Regions from separate parts of the Homo sapiens genome. Here regions 2, 3, 4 and 5 are each linked to region 1. Evidence: chromatin contacts called from ENCODE Hi-C or POLR2A ChIA-PET data. All regions are on one chromosome and are shown on one strand. Each heading gives the region's core, a stretch centred on a gene start or an enhancer-like site at or near the end of the contact. The rest is flanking DNA. Distances are from core to core; before and after follow the strand shown. Region 1 holds the start of WTAP (WT1 associated protein). Region 2 holds the start of SNX9 (sorting nexin 9). Region 3 overlaps MAP3K4 (mitogen-activated protein kinase kinase kinase 4). Region 4 holds the start of MAP3K4 (mitogen-activated protein kinase kinase kinase 4). Region 5 overlaps PLG (plasminogen).

The links. Hi-C counts contacts between places; a loop is a spot of excess contacts on that map. ChIA-PET counts read pairs that join two places held with the same protein, here RNA polymerase II (POLR2A). Pooled maps may share reads with other maps.
Region 2: a map with no recorded cell type shows a loop between it and region 1 (8-fold over the local background). The contact joins the promoter of SNX9 here to the promoter of WTAP in region 1. A Hi-C loop is called at or near these places in 2 of 37 single-sample maps with no recorded cell type and 2 of 50 pooled maps.
Region 3: a map with no recorded cell type shows a loop between it and region 1 (4-fold over the local background). The contact joins the enhancer-like site here to the promoter of WTAP in region 1. A Hi-C loop is called at or near these places in 3 of 37 single-sample maps with no recorded cell type and 2 of 50 pooled maps.
Region 4: a map of naive thymus-derived CD4-positive, alpha-beta T cell shows a loop between it and region 1 (14-fold over the local background). The contact joins the promoter of MAP3K4 here to the promoter of WTAP in region 1. A Hi-C loop is called at or near these places in 1 of 168 maps with a recorded cell type or tissue (naive thymus-derived CD4-positive, alpha-beta T cell), 1 of 37 single-sample maps with no recorded cell type and 10 of 50 pooled maps. POLR2A ChIA-PET finds 5 or more read pairs at or near these places in 1 of 52 experiments (endothelial cell of umbilical vein).
Region 5: a map with no recorded cell type shows a loop between it and region 1 (16-fold over the local background). The contact joins the enhancer-like site here to the promoter of WTAP in region 1. A Hi-C loop is called at or near these places in 1 of 37 single-sample maps with no recorded cell type and 2 of 50 pooled maps. POLR2A ChIA-PET finds 5 or more read pairs at or near these places in 1 of 52 experiments (activated B cell).

What each region holds. Positions count from the first base shown.
Region 1 is chr6:159,726,147-159,728,962 of GRCh38, forward strand. It overlaps WTAP (WT1 associated protein), which reads left to right and starts at 1,360. Exons shown (of 8, transcript NM_001270531.2): 1 at 1,360-1,557. It also overlaps a transcript of SOD2 not described here. RefSeq lists enhancers at 571-1,168, 649-738, 1,089-1,218, 1,169-1,766 and a silencer at 1,229-1,778.
Region 2 is chr6:157,821,917-157,824,732 of GRCh38, forward strand. It overlaps SNX9 (sorting nexin 9), which reads left to right and starts at 1,330. Exons shown (of 18, transcript NM_016224.5): 1 at 1,330-1,530. The coding sequence starts at 1,519. RefSeq lists a silencer at 1,139-1,458 and an enhancer at 2,109-2,158.
Region 3 is chr6:161,028,329-161,031,144 of GRCh38, forward strand. The region is part of intron 1 of MAP3K4 (mitogen-activated protein kinase kinase kinase 4); the gene reads left to right. Among named protein-coding and RNA genes, the nearest start is that of MAP3K4-AS1, 37 kb to the left of the region's middle. RefSeq lists an enhancer at 1,084-1,183. Within about 2 kb of position 1,368, at least 2 of the 41 ENCODE cell types and tissues checked have a DNase peak (open chromatin) inside an H3K27ac peak, as active enhancers do.
Region 4 is chr6:160,990,332-160,993,147 of GRCh38, forward strand. It overlaps MAP3K4 (mitogen-activated protein kinase kinase kinase 4), which reads left to right and starts at 1,438. Exons shown (of 27, transcript NM_005922.4): 1 at 1,438-1,752. The coding sequence starts at 1,601. MAP3K4-AS1 (MAP3K4 antisense RNA 1) reads right to left here and starts at 2,011. Exons shown (of 1, transcript NR_174962.1): 1 at 1-2,011. RefSeq lists enhancers at 874-933, 954-1,023, 976-1,845 and silencers at 1,114-1,443, 1,906-2,200, 2,114-2,243.
Region 5 is chr6:160,740,914-160,743,729 of GRCh38, forward strand. It overlaps PLG (plasminogen), which reads left to right. Exons shown (of 19, transcript NM_000301.5): 17 at 398-504. Among named protein-coding and RNA genes, the nearest start is that of PLG, 40 kb to the left of the region's middle. RefSeq lists an enhancer at 1,445-1,514. Within about 2 kb of position 1,423, at least 2 of the 41 ENCODE cell types and tissues checked have a DNase peak (open chromatin) inside an H3K27ac peak, as active enhancers do.

The sequences.
Region 1 (2,816 bases), core at 110-2,609:
TGGAACTTGAACCATTTTTCCACTCCCACCAGGAAAGGTAATTTCAACGTGTATTTCCATTGTAAGTGAGGTGGAGCGACTTTCTATGTTTAAAGACCATTACGGTATTTTTTCTGAGAATCATCTGTTCATGTCCTTCCCCATTTTCTCCTTTGGCTTTTGCACTTTTTGTTTTCAATTTTTGAGAGCTCTTGTGATACGAGTTGCAAAGATTTTCTCCAGACCGATCTGATTCACTGGAAATATACTACGACCATCTGGAATGTACTTTAATCTTATCCTAATAAATCACCTTACTACAAGACACTCCTTTGGGGATGAACAGGTTTGATAAAGCCGGCTAAGGACAGACCAATCAAAAGAATTACGTGCTCTTCTAGTAAGTGTTTAGAGACTGTTTCACGTTCTCCAGGTAACACCGCCATTACTCGGCGGTCCAGATGGCAGTCTTACTTCAGGGAGTCTACTCCACTTGCAGGACCTCTTTGATTGAGTTCACTAAACCTCACAGGGCCGCCTTCCCCGTGTTCCAGTTAGCAAGGGGCCCTCAACGCCGCGGACACAGCGCAACCTCCGACGCCAGAGAACAATAGCTCCTCGATGCGTCTCCAGAGATGTCAAGGAGGAACGAACCCAGCGGCCAGGAGACTGCGCCTCACGACTGATGAGAGGGAAGGCATCGGTTTCTAAGTTCTCAAAACTTACAGGTGAGCTTCTGCTAAGAGTAAACGCCCGCGGCTCGCCGCCCACGGCCTCTCTCTTGAGGTGGCACCTGGTCCTCCGACACGCGGAAGCATCACGGATGAGCGTCACGAACACAGAGCGGCCAATCACGCGCCGCCTTCGCCCAGATCCCTCCGCACGAGGCAGCCCCGCAGCCGCAGGTGGCCCCGGCGAGTACTTCCACCTTCCCTTCCCGTGATGCCCTGGGGCTGACCTCCGACCTCGCTGGCCCGCCCCTCCCCTCGGCCGCTTCCCTTACTGAGCTTGCTGAGCTCCGGGGCCCGCGGAGCTCGCGCCAGGCTCCTGGGAAAGGACGGGGAGTGTTACCGGGGAGCAGCTGCTCCATTGTGCCTCGAGGCCCCGATCGGGCTAGGCCGACGGCCTCCCTCCCTTCACCTTTCCTCTCCTGGCGGGGTTCGGCGGCGGGCGAGTGACTGCGGCCACGCCTGAAAGGCGACTCTCCTGTGAGTGGGCCAGAAGGCGAACATGGCGGAGCGGGGAGGCTGGCGGGAGGCGGGAGGCGGGAGGCGGGAGGCAGTGGCGCTGGCCTGCGGCGCGTTCGGACCGGCTGTGGGGCGGGGCAGGGCGGAGCGGAGCCGTGCGGCGGGGCGGGGCCGGGCGGCGGGGCCTGGTTTCCTCCCTCAGCGCCATTTTGTGGCAGCGAGACCCACAAATAAAGGGGAGCGCAGGGGTTGCGGCGGGACTAGGAGCGCGGCGGGGCCGGCGGCAGAGCTGTCCGGCTGCGCGGTGGCCCGGGGGGCCCGGGCGGCAGGGCAAGCAGCGCGGCCTCGGCCTATGCGACCGGTGGCGCCGGCGCGGCTTCTGCCTGGAGAGGTAGGCGCGGGCCGGCTGGCGGGAGCGGACGCGGGGGACCTCCGGGGCCTGAGGGCTGATGCGCAGCCGCCCCCGGCGGGTAAGGGGCGGGCAGGGCCCGAAAGGCCACACGGGCCTGGTGCGGCACCGGTCTCTCGTGAGCCGCTCTACCTTCCCGCCTGCGGGGAACACTTCCGCCGCTTCGAGGCCATTTTATCTCTGTCCTCCGTCCCCAAGGCCCGGGTTGAGAGGGGTGCTCTGGCGGCCGGAGAGACCGGCCACTCACGGAGGCCGGAGGATGCCCTCCCCGGGCTGAGCGGCGGCGCTCGTTTTTTCCTCGCCTCGGGGTCGCCCCCTTCACCTCCCTTGGGCCTCTCCTGAGGACCTGGCGGCACTAACGAGTTCAGCAAGGAAAAAAAGAAACATTCGTTCCCTACATTTCATGTCACGCAGTAGGATGTTACTACGTTCTCTTGTAGACTTCCATTTTTAAATGAGTATAAGCATTCTGAGGAAAGAAACTGAATTATTGCAGATTTTTGTGAAATCCAAGTCTTACCTTGGATCCCTGTGAGACAGTTACTAGATTTTTTTTTCACCGTTTTTCATAAGTCTGTGTACACGTAATGGAAAAGCCCGAGTTCTTGTTTTGATAAGAAAGTCACTTGGTTGTTTGATCCCAAAGGATTAGCTTAACATTATCAAGGACTAGCATAACTGTGATTATGTAAAAAAAACAAAACAAAACAAAAAAACTATTATTTAGTCTGGTAGGGAAATACTTCTATGAGTATGTTACAATTGGAAGTTGTATTTGTGCCTATTTTATCTAGTTTTAGTTAATTCCATTGCTTCGGAAGATAAGTGGACGTCATAGATCCATCGCAAGTTCTCGTTTTTTGGATTTTAAAATTTTGACCATTAAGTTTTCTACGATAGATAAACATGTTGTGGACATTTAAAACCGTAATTTAAAACTATGAGCGAAAAATCTTTTCAAGATGGATACATTTTAATTCATTCAAGTAGCATCTGATTAGCCAAGTCGGGGAAAGATTGCAGTCCGCAAAGCTGGCTTGTGATAAGGTTGAGGTTACATTTTAAGGGTTTGGGTAGGTGTGTTTCTTACAGTGCTTTTATATGTTAAGGTATCTTAAGCAGACACATGGTTTAAAAGTTCAGTATTTTTAGTACTTTTTCATTGGCAGAATTTGGACAAGCTACCAGAATTGCTAACTCCTAAAGGATAAAAGTAATAATAATAGTGTGTCCCAGGCACT
Region 2 (2,816 bases), core at 80-2,579, 1.9 Mb before region 1:
GTGATCCCTGAGTCGCTCTTCTTTGTAAACAGTGGACAATAATGAGTTTCTCAAATGTTTCTTATAAGGATTAAATGAGATGGGGATGTGGAAGCCTAGTATACAGCAAGCAGGCCGTCAATGAATGTTGGCCTCCCAATATTTTTTTTTACGGAGAAAGACAACTATTTATGCATATTATGATGACTATAGCTTAACCATGAGCTCAACAAACACAAAAATTCACAGAAAATTCTGCAATACCGTATCTATTTTAAACCCCATTATTGAATATAACTAGTGAAATCTCAGGTCAAATAGAATGTATTTAAGAAGACACAAACTTGACATTAAACACCAGAGATTTACATTTGATAGTTGTCTCTTCTTACAAATATATCCCTCATAATAATAAAAAAGCACTCCACTAGTATGCCAATTAAGACACATCTTCCAGTCGTGTTTTGTCCTTGAGTGAAAAATCTTGCTGCTCAATTCAAGTCATTCGTTTATTCATAACACCCATATATATATCTCCAACTCTGGAAAGAAACACTGACAGAAAGATGGAAAATTTTAGAGACCTCGTTTCCACTTCAGAGAGCCTGTTGTCCCCCAAACCTCTCGGGCCCTCCGGTATTTTTAAGCTTATCAAGATTCCAGAATGAGGTTAACGGGGCGTCACAGAACGAAACCCCCCACCGTCCCGTCCCAGGGGCTTCAAGCCAGGACCCCGGCCTGAGGGAGCCTCCGGGCAGGAGGAAGAGGCCCAGGAAGCCATCGCTCCGCTCCTTCCCAGCTGTTTATGTGGTACTCAGGGTACTCGGCCAAGGGCACGGCGACCCCGCAACACCCCAGGCGTGGGGCAAAGACAGCGGGGTTGCGGGGCTCCTGTCTGCCCGGGGCGTCGAGAGTTCCTGCCGCCCCCTCCCGCCTCATGCACGGAAAGCGCCGAGCCACGGCGTGCGGCGCCGGCCGAGCGTGAACCGGAGTCGGGGTTCGGCTACCCCGAGCGGCTCTGTGGGCCGCGGATCGCTTCCCCTGGGGCGGCCACGCAGGGTTGCGGGCCATGGCCTGGGGCGCCCGTCCGGACCCCGCCGCTGCGCGGGACGCCGCTCCCAGCCTCGACCAAGGGCGCCCGGGGGCGGCGGCGGCGGCGGCGGCGGTGACTGCCCGGGGCGGCGGCGCGGCGCGGGGGCGGCCAGGAGGCGAGGAGGCCGGGCCGCGGCCGAGGGCCCAGGGCGCGCTTCCGGCGGGCGTCGCGCGCGCCGCGGTAAATGGGAGGCTCGGCCGACAGGGGCGGGGGCCGCGCAGCCGGGGACTTTCAGGAACTGCAGGAGCGTGCGGCGCGGGAGTAGCCGAGCGCCCAGCGGCTGGGCCTGAGCGTCGAGACTCGGGGCCGAGGCGGAGGAGCGGCCGCCGCGCCGGGGCCCAGCCGGAGCCGCCGCCCTCGCCCTTGCCTTTGCCTGCGCGGCTCAGAATCACCATCCGCGGCGCGGGAGACGAGCCGGCCGTCCCGGGCCGGGGGACCCGCCCGCCATGGCCACCAAGGTGAGGGGCGCGCGGCGCAGGCCGGGCCGGTCGCTCAGGCCCGGGGCGGCGCGGAGAGGGTCGGGGCCGGGGCCGCGGGGAGGGTCGGGGCCAGGGGTGGTCGAGGGGCCACTCCGCTTCCTCGGTGGAGTCCCCGGGCGGGTCCGCGGCCCAGCCAGTCCCTTCTGGGCATGGGTGCGGCGGGCAGTGCAGACAGACCACCAGGATCGCACCGGGGGACGGCGTCGGGTCTGGGCGCGGGTTGGGACCCCGGGCGCAGCGAGGTTTGGGAAGTTTGCACCTGAGCGTGGGCTGCGGCGGGCTCGCCGGGAGGGGCCGCGGGACGGAAACTTCCCGCAGCCCGGGGAGGCCCCCGAGGCGACTGGCGCTCTGTGGCGTCCGGCGTCCCCGCCGCCCCCACGTCCCCTCCCGCTGCCGCCTGGGGGACCCTCGCCCCCGCGGGGCGGGTGGGGGTCGAGACCTCGGCGGAGAGGACGCGGCGCTTCCCGTCCCGGCCTGCGGGGGCTCGCGGCCGGGGAGGGACCGAGGCTGGGACGCCCCGCGCCCCTTTGCCTTCGCTGCTGTTATTTTTTTCTTTTGTTTTGCTACCTTTTCATTGTGAATGGCATTGCCGGCATGAATAAAATATCAAGAGGGAAATGACTGTGCTTTCGATTACGTGTTTGCCTGAAAAAAGGCCCAGGCCCGAATTACGTGGTGGAACTTTGACTCCTGCTTCGTCATTGGCTAGGAGCGGTGGTTTGCTTGTTTTACGTTATTGTTTATGAAATTAGCAGTCACTCTTGGCTACCTGAATTTTCAAAAGCCACCCTCCCCCGCTCCTTTTCCTTGGGCGTTTTCAGTAGTTACTTGATGTAGAATAGCCACTGGGGAAGTCACGGTCACGGAAGGGAGGACCTGGGGGAGGAGGCTCTATACCTGAGCCATTAACTGATCTGTGATACACTGTGAGGAGTGGGTTTACTTTTGCACTTAGTTTTTGTAATGTCACTTTGTTAGCATCAGCACCCCTTTGTCTATTTGTTTTTGAGATCTCTGAGCTACTTTTGGGTTGCTAGAAACGTTATTTTTTATTTTTCGATAGGTGTTTGCTTTTTTTGTGGAGTGTTAAGGTAGAAAATGGTAAGAAATGTGAAATCTCTTTGAAAGATCAGCATTGCTTGACTTCGGTCTGCTAGATGTTGTGCTGTGGTAAATTTTGTGCTCTGAATCCATCTAGGTGCAGCGTTTGTAGAGAAATGGGGATTCTCCTCCAGGGAACCTGTTGCTGCTGTTACTGAAATAAT
Region 3 (2,816 bases), core at 118-2,617, 1.3 Mb after region 1:
TAAAACTTGTATTCTTACTAGTAAGTGTGGGGGCGTAGGGATTTCATTATTGGCAAAAATCAACAATCCTTCATTCTTGTAGCCTTTAAAAAATATATTTTAAAAATAGTGAAATGTTATTGTATTTTAAAAGGATTTGGATAATGATTAAATCCAAAGTATAGAAGATAAACTTACTTGATTTGTTTATTCAATCAGCAAGTAGTTTTGAACACATAATCTGCACCAGCCACTGTTCTAGACACCGGAGAAGCAGTGGTAAGGATGACAGGCTCCTGCTCTTCAGTAATTGTTGGGGAGATAGCTTCTTATTCATTTCCATAGGAAATCTTTTTTTTTTTAAATCTACATTTGTTTTAAAAAGATGAATTTTCATTAAAAAACAAGTCTAAATGTCTATCTTGAAAAATAAGCAAGATTAGTTAGGTTTGTAAAGACCCTATGCTCTGAAACAGTGCAAAAGTTAGATAGTACATGTTGGATAAGCTCGAGGTTTGACCGTTCACCTGGAGGTGAGCTGATAAATGTTCAGCTGTAGATTGATGATAAAGATAACTAACATTGATAAATTGACTCGTGTAATATGGATAACTTATTAATAAATTGGCTCTTGTAGTATGAACCAAACATACAACCTCAAACTGAGCTTAGCTCCCTTTGATTAATACTTCAGGCCAAGCAAGCTATACACATTGTTTAAAGAAAAAGGAAACCTAGAAAATCTATCCCTTCTGCCTATGTCCCTCCTCTCTTTCCCCCAATAGCAGAAATCTCCCTAATACTTATTACCTAATAGAGAATAGGTGGAGGTGGATGAGAGAACTTCATACAGATGAATATTATACTTCACAAGTGGTTAAAATATCCATTTATTTCGAAGGATGTCGCTAAATGAAGTGTTTTGGGTTTTTTTGGCGGGGGTGGTGTTGGGGGGCAGGGGTGGCTTTTGCAGAACCACAGATGTTTTCAGACTCATCTAATCCGACTTCATCATTTTACAGATAGCTATTTCAGGCACCATTGTGGTTTACCTAATATGTCAGAGCAGAACTATTTAACCCTAAGTAACTTGAATTTTTGTTTTGTTTTCTTTTCACACATTTTTCCTCTAAAACCTACACCAAACTCCCTTGGGTTGAGTTCAAGACATACTTTGCCTAGACCAGACTGTAGTGTAATAATAGTACTTTAGCAGGGTTTTATGGTAAAAGAGTGAAATGTTTTACGTGACTGTCAGAAGTTTAGTACCAGAAAGACATTTCACATTTGCATGTTATTAAACACAAGTAAGACAAATGTTTCAGGGCAGCTGATGTAGACCTTGTACTACTTTGCTCATCCCAAATCATTGGTATACATGTAAACATTCTGAACTGGTCGGCTGACCACATTAGCTCATCTCACATGAACGATTACAAAATGAGGTTTTGGATGCTTACGGTTAGTTAATTGAAATGATGCAAGTTCTTTTGAACTTACCACTAGTATTTTTCTGGATTTTGTGTATAAGTGTTTTGTTTGTTTGTTTGTTTGTTTTAAAGAAAAAAGAATAAAACTTTGCTTGATTTCTTTCCCTCCTATTAATATGTTACTTCTAAGCTAAGGCCCTCAAACTAAGTTTTCTCTGGCTGCTTTTAATATTCTTCTCTTCGTCATTGGTTTTCAGCAATTTGGTTATGATGTACATAACAACAGACTGGGAGTTTTCTTTATAGTTCTTTAGCTCAGAGTTTGTTGGATCTGCGAGCTTATGGTTTTCTCCAGATTTGAAAAATTTTCAGCCCTTCTTCAGAGATTTGTTTCTGTGCCTCCCTTCTCTAGTTTTGGACTCCAGTAACACATGGTTAAACTGCTTGATACTGTCACACAGGGCACTGGTACCCTGTTTTTTTATTTCTCCCAATCTTTTTCTCTCTGATTCATTTTCAATAGTTTCTGTTGCTGTGTCTTCAAGTTCACTGATGTTTTTCTGCTGTGTCTGGTCTGCTGTTAAACCCATATTTCAGATATATTTTTTATCATTATAATGTCTACTTGAGTCATTTCTGGTCTGTTTCTTTGGGTTTTTCTCCTGGTTTGGATCATATATTTTTTTCTTTGGTATTTTTGTTTGTTTGTTTGTTTGTTTGATTGAGACAGGGTCTTGCTTTGTCACCCAGGCTGGAGTGCAGTGGTGCCAGCTCAAGTGATCCTCTCGCCTCCGTCTCCTTGAGTAGCTGGGACCACAGGTGCATGCCACCACACCTGGTTAATTTTTTGTATTTTTTGTAGAGATGGGGTTTTGCCATGTTGTCCAGGCTGGTCTCAAACTCCTGAGCACAAGCAATTTGCCCACCTCAGCCTCCCCAGGTGCTGGGATTACAGACATGAGCCATTGCACTTGGCTGGTAATTTTTTGATAGGATGGAAAACGTTGTGAATGTTATTTATTAGGTGCTAGACTCTTTTTAAAAGAAAGTTTCTTTAAATACTGTTGGATTTTGTTCTGACATGTAGGTGTTACTAAGTTGCTTGGATGGAATGTAAACCAGTATCTTTTCCAACAAGTGAGAATACCATGTTGACTGCATTAAGTAAATCCTAAGAAAATATTAAATTCATTTTAATTACGAATTATAAGTATAGTGGCTGGTAGTACCATATGACATTTTCCTAACTCGTTTTCTGTGATGCTTAATGGGTAAGGAAGGATAAAATATACTGTGTTTTGTCTTATTTTAATATTTTGTTTATGACAGTATTCATCTTCGTTTCAGTGTGATTTTTAAATGTTTACTGCTAGAATAATTAGATAATTTAGAAATACTTTGAAGTCA
Region 4 (2,816 bases), core at 188-2,687, 1.3 Mb after region 1:
TTATTTTATTATTTAACTTTTAAAGTCTCTAATATGCCTTCTAAGAAGGGTTCTGGCTCAGAAAATTGCAGAAGAAAATCGAGTAGAGAACTAGAATTACAGAAACCTAAGAAATACTTTTACTGAGCTTTCTTCACACAAGAAAATGCACGGAAATGAATTATACATGGATACCAATTTGTGATTTTTAAAAATTTGTAATTTTTTAAATTAAGATAAAAATTAGTTTATTTTTTTGAATACTTTTTTGTTTTGTTTTACCTCACCCTTTACTAAGCTGTTAGCTTGGTCTGTTGCGCTTACTGCTATATCCTCAGCATCTAGTACAGTTCCTGACACATATATGCACTTAATAAGTATTTGTCAAATGAATATTATTGAGTAAATAAGATGAAGGTCAATTCAGAAATTCAGCACTATCAGGCTATATACATAATACAGACTATTATAAAAAACTAGAATGGAGCAGTTCCTTTTAACGACGGAGAAATGTCAGTAACATACTTTGAGCACAATATAGCTAATTTCACAACTGGTCTTTAAATATAACATACCTATAATCAATTTAATGTTTTTCTTTGTTACCAGAGTTGTTCAAAACGTGCGTTTCACCTATCAAAGCTCAACTAAATGAGGTTTAAGAAATCTGCACATTTGAATGTACTTAATTTTAAAAGATTCTGGTTTTGGATTAACTCTGGATTTCACCCTATGGGAAATTTTGTAAATATTTCCAACTTAAAAAAAAACTGTGAAGCCCCAGCGCTAAGAGTAAACGATGCATTGGAATTTCAACAGGATTTCTGTAACTCTGAAATAATCTTTAGCATTTCTTCTTCCCCCCATCCCCTCAGTGTAGGAGCATTCCAGTCCAAGTTTCTGGGAGATCGCTATCGAATCTTATGACACTGGGGTGAGAAGTTTTGCCGGGTTGAAATGAGGGGGTCACTTTAATAATCTGGAATTCCGGAGACTTTATGTCAAGTCTTAAAAATTCGAGCCTGTGGAAGGCTGCGCTGTCAAGAGACCGGAGTTGCGAGCGTCTGGGTGACGTCCGTCCTCCTGGAAGGTGGGATCCGGGTGGCAGGTCCCTGGGCGGCGACTCCGGCCGGGCTCATAGCGTCGCGCCCGCCCCGCTCATCGGCCCTACCCAGCGTCCCTCCCAGACCGACGACCGCCTGGGAAGCCTCGAGCTCCCAGCCCGCTGCACAGCCCGGCTCCGCTCCACAGTCCCCCACTGCCACCGGCCGGGGCGACACCGGGCGAGCTGGCGAGACCCGGCTCCAGGACCGAATCGCGCCGACACTTGACGGCGCTCCCCGCCCCTCCCTGCCGCCGTCTCCGCCCCCGTCCGGTCGCATTCCGGCGCCCGCCGCCGCCGCCGCCACCGCCGCCGATCTGGGAGGCTTGTCCCTCGCCGCCCACCGTAGCCCCGGCGCTCGGCCGGTCGCCGTTTCCAAGATGGCCGCGGCGCGCACGGCTCCTGCGGCGGGGTAGAGGCGGAGGCGGAGTCGAGTCACTCCCGCACTTCGGGGCTCCGGTGCCCCGCGCCAGGCTGCAGCTTACTGCCCGCCGCGGCCATGCGGGGCTCCGTGCACGGATGAGAGAAGCCGCTGCCGCGCTGGTCCCTCCTCCCGCCTTTGCCGTCACGCCTGCCGCCGCCATGGAGGAGCCGCCGCCACCGCCGCCGCCGCCACCACCGCCACCGGAACCCGAGACCGAGTCAGAACCCGAGTGCTGCTTGGCGGCGAGGTGAGTGTGGCGGCCGCAGTCGGTCGCTCGCAGAAAGCGGGGCGGGTCCTGGCCCGAACTCGGTCGGGCCCGAGGGCCTCTGCTTCCCGCCAGGTGGGGAGGGAAGCATCCAGTCTCTGCAGGCTGGGGCGGGAGGGGCGCGGTGCATCCCTGGGTCCCAGGGGACCGCGTCTGAGTCTGTCCGGCGACTCCTCCCGGGGTTGCAGCTCCGCAGGGTTCCGCTCGAGCGTGTTGCCGGCTCCCCTTCCCTTGTAGACTCCCCCAGCTCACCCTCAACGTTGCGGGGGCTGGGAGCAGAGTGCGGCTGCCTCCCCTGCCGCTAGCTTCGGAAGAGTGGCCTCACTGAAGTGCCTCTCATCATTACTGAACGAAAGTGGTCCCTCCCCTCTGCCCTCATTCGAGTAAAAGAGACATTCGGAAATCGAGTGCGTACTGGCTATTTCCCCGCGTTCTCCTCCTCCTCTCCTTTTGCCCGCTCCAGAGAATGCCTGTCATCTCTTCCGTGAGAAATTGCACTTAGACTATGCAGACAGATACGTTGCTTTCCTGTTCTGAGGGCCCCTTACTGTCCTTTAGTGCTAGTATTGTGCAGATTGTTGCTCACACGTGCACAAAAGTAAGGATTCATTTGTCTAAAACTTTGCTACTGCAGGAAGCTCTAAGGTGGAACTTCGGTAACCAAAGCATTTGTTGCTTTTTCTTCCATACTCTATTAACTTATTTTTATGTCTTTATTTTTTTTTTAATTGAGAGAACAAACTCACCATAACTGAGAATTTCCCTCTTTTTACGTGCCTATGTTTGTATGTTCAAATGTCCTCTTACTCCCTGTCCTTTGCATCCCAGAGTAAACTTGCAAACTGCTGCCCCCTGTCCCCTGTAATGAAAATACCTCGGCAGCTCCTCTTGGCATCTTATGGTCTTGCTCTATGGTTCTAGGAATAAGGCAGTAAAGTGTCCTCTTTTTCCTGCTTAAAGAAAATTCACACCTGTAACTGTAGTTAGAACTGAACACAGGAGCCATATTCTTGCTTGTCATCATTCAGTTGGCCCAAACAAATTTG
Region 5 (2,816 bases), core at 173-2,672, 1.0 Mb after region 1:
TACAGCCTCTTGGTGGCATCTCAGTCAGACATTCCATGCACTGATCAATGCCCTATTCGATTAATGTAAAAGGACACACTCAGCATGAGATTCCAGTTGTGCACAGAATATACATGAGAAGTGCGCCTTTGTCATCCCTACTTTCAAAGGTGAAGGCCACCAGCAGTATCTTGCATGCAACTGATGCCTTTCAAATGAAACCTTACATCTGCATAGTCCATAGACAACCACAGGCAAATGTGAGGGTGAAACTCTGTGTTCTACGTTGCTCTGTGTCAGTGAAGCAAGGCAGTGCCAGTTCAGAGGGCTCTGGGGCCTCAAGACAGGGATGACTGGTTGTGGGTACTGCAGCTGCGAGCAGAGCAGTCAAACATAACTGCTGATGCTTTTCTTTCAGTCCTGCCGTCATCACTGACAAAGTAATCCCAGCTTGTCTGCCATCCCCAAATTATGTGGTCGCTGACCGGACCGAATGTTTCATCACTGGCTGGGGAGAAACCCAAGGTGAGATAAATTCCATTGCCCACATAACGAATTGGTTTTGACCTACAGTCCATGTGACAAAATGATCATTTTGGAGAAAGCTGTGCAAATTCCTATCCATGAATGTGGTCCACCCCACTCCTGATTTTGCCTGGGCACCTGTCTATGTCTTAATCAGTCTTCAAGGCACATGATCAAAGGGAGGAAAACTGTGTCTTTGAGTCTCTCTCTCTCTCTCTGTTTTCAGAACATTTTTATTTCAATTAATTAATTTTTAACTTTTATTTTAGGTTCAGGGGTACATGTGCAAGTTTCTTGTATATGTAAACAGTGGTTTGTCATGCAGATTATTTTGTCACCTAGGTACTAACCCTAGTACCCAATTCTTAGTATTTCCTGCTCCTCTCCCTCCTCCCACTCTTCTCCCTCAAGTAGGCCCCAGTGTCTGTTGCTCTCTTCTTTGTGTCCATGAGTTCTCATCACTTAGCTCCCACTTATAACTGTGAACATGTGGTATTTGGTTTTCTGTTCCTGTGTTAGTTTTCTAAGAATAACGGCCTCCAGCTCCATTCATGTTCCTGTAAAAGATATTACCTCATTCTTTCTTATGGCTAAACAGTATTCCATGGTGTATATGTACCACATATTCTTCATCCAATGTGTCATTGATGGTCATATAGGTGATTCCATGTCTTTGCTACTGTGAATAGTGCTGCAATGAACATTCATGTGCATGTGTCTTTAGGGTAGAATGATTTATATTCCTCTAGGTATATCGCCAGTAGTAGGATTGCTGGGTTGAAAGTTAGTTCTGCTTTTAGCTCTTTGAGAATCACCATACTGCTTTCTACAGTGGATGAACTAATTTACAGTCCCACCAGCTGTTAGTGTTCTCTTTTCTCTGCAACCTTGCCAGCATCTGTTATTTTTTGACTTTTTAGGAAGCCATTCTGGCTGGTGTGAGATGATTTTTCATTGTGGTTTTGATTTGCATTTCTCTAACGATCAGTGATATTGAGCTTTTTTTCATATGTTTGTTGGCCACAGGCATGTCTTCTTTAGAAAAGTGTGTTAGTGTCCCCTGTCCATTTTTTAATGGGGTTTTTTTTTTCTTGTAAATTTGTTTAAGTTCCTCATAGATGCTGGATATTAGACCTTTTTCAGGTGCATAGTTTGCAAATATTTTCTCCTGTTCTCTAGGTTTTCCCTTTACTCCCTTGAGAGTTTCTTTTTCTGTCCAGAAGCTCTTAAGTTTAATTAGATCCCATTTGTCAATTTTTGCCTTTGTTGAGATTGCTTTTGGCATCTTCATGAAATTTTTGCCCGTTCCTATGTCCAGGATGGTGTTACCTAGGTTGTCTTCCAGGATTTTTGTACTTTTGGATTTTACATTTAAGTCTTTAATCCATCTTGAGTTGATTTCTGTATATGGTGTAAGGAAAGGGGTCCAGTTTCCATCTTCTACATATGGCTAGCCAGTTACCCCAGCACCATTTATTGAATAGGGAGTTATTTTCCCATTGCTTGTTTTTGTCAGCTTTGTTAAAAATCAGATGTCTGTAGGTGTGTGGCCTTATTTCTGGGCTCTCTATTCTGTTCCACTGGTCTACGTGTCTTTTTTTTTTTTTTTTTTTACCAGTACCATGCTGTTTTTGTTACTGTAGCCCTGAAGTATAGTTTGAAGCCAGGTAATGTGATGTCTCCAGCTTTGTTCTTTTTGTTTAGGATTGCCTTGGCTATTCTGGCTCCTTTTTGGTTATATATAAATTTTTGAAGTAGTTTTTTAATAGTGCTGTGAAGAATATCATTGGCAGTTTGATAGGAATAGCAATGAATCTGTAAATTACTTTGGGCAGTATGGCCATTTTAATGATATTGATTCTTCCAATCCATGAGCATGGGATGTTTTTCCATTCATTTGTGTCATCTCTGATTTCTTTGAGCAGTGTTTTGTAATTCTTATTGTAGAGATCTTTACCTCTCTGGTTAGCTGTATTCTTACATATTTTATTCTTTTTGTGGCATTTGTGAATGGGACTGTGTTCCTGATTTGCCTCTGGGCTTGGCTGTTGTTGGTGTAAAGGGATGCTAGTGATTTTTGTACATTGATTTTATATCCTGAAACTTTGCTGGAGTTGATTATCAGCTGAAGGAGCTTTTGGGCTGAGACTATGGGGTTTTCTAGACATAGAGTCATGTCATCTGCCAACAGGGATCGTTTGATTTCCTCTCTTCCTATCTGGATGCCCTTTATTTCTTTCTCTTGCCTGATTGCTCTGACCAGGGCTTCCAATACTATGTTGAATAGGAGTGGTGAAAGAGGGCATCCTTAT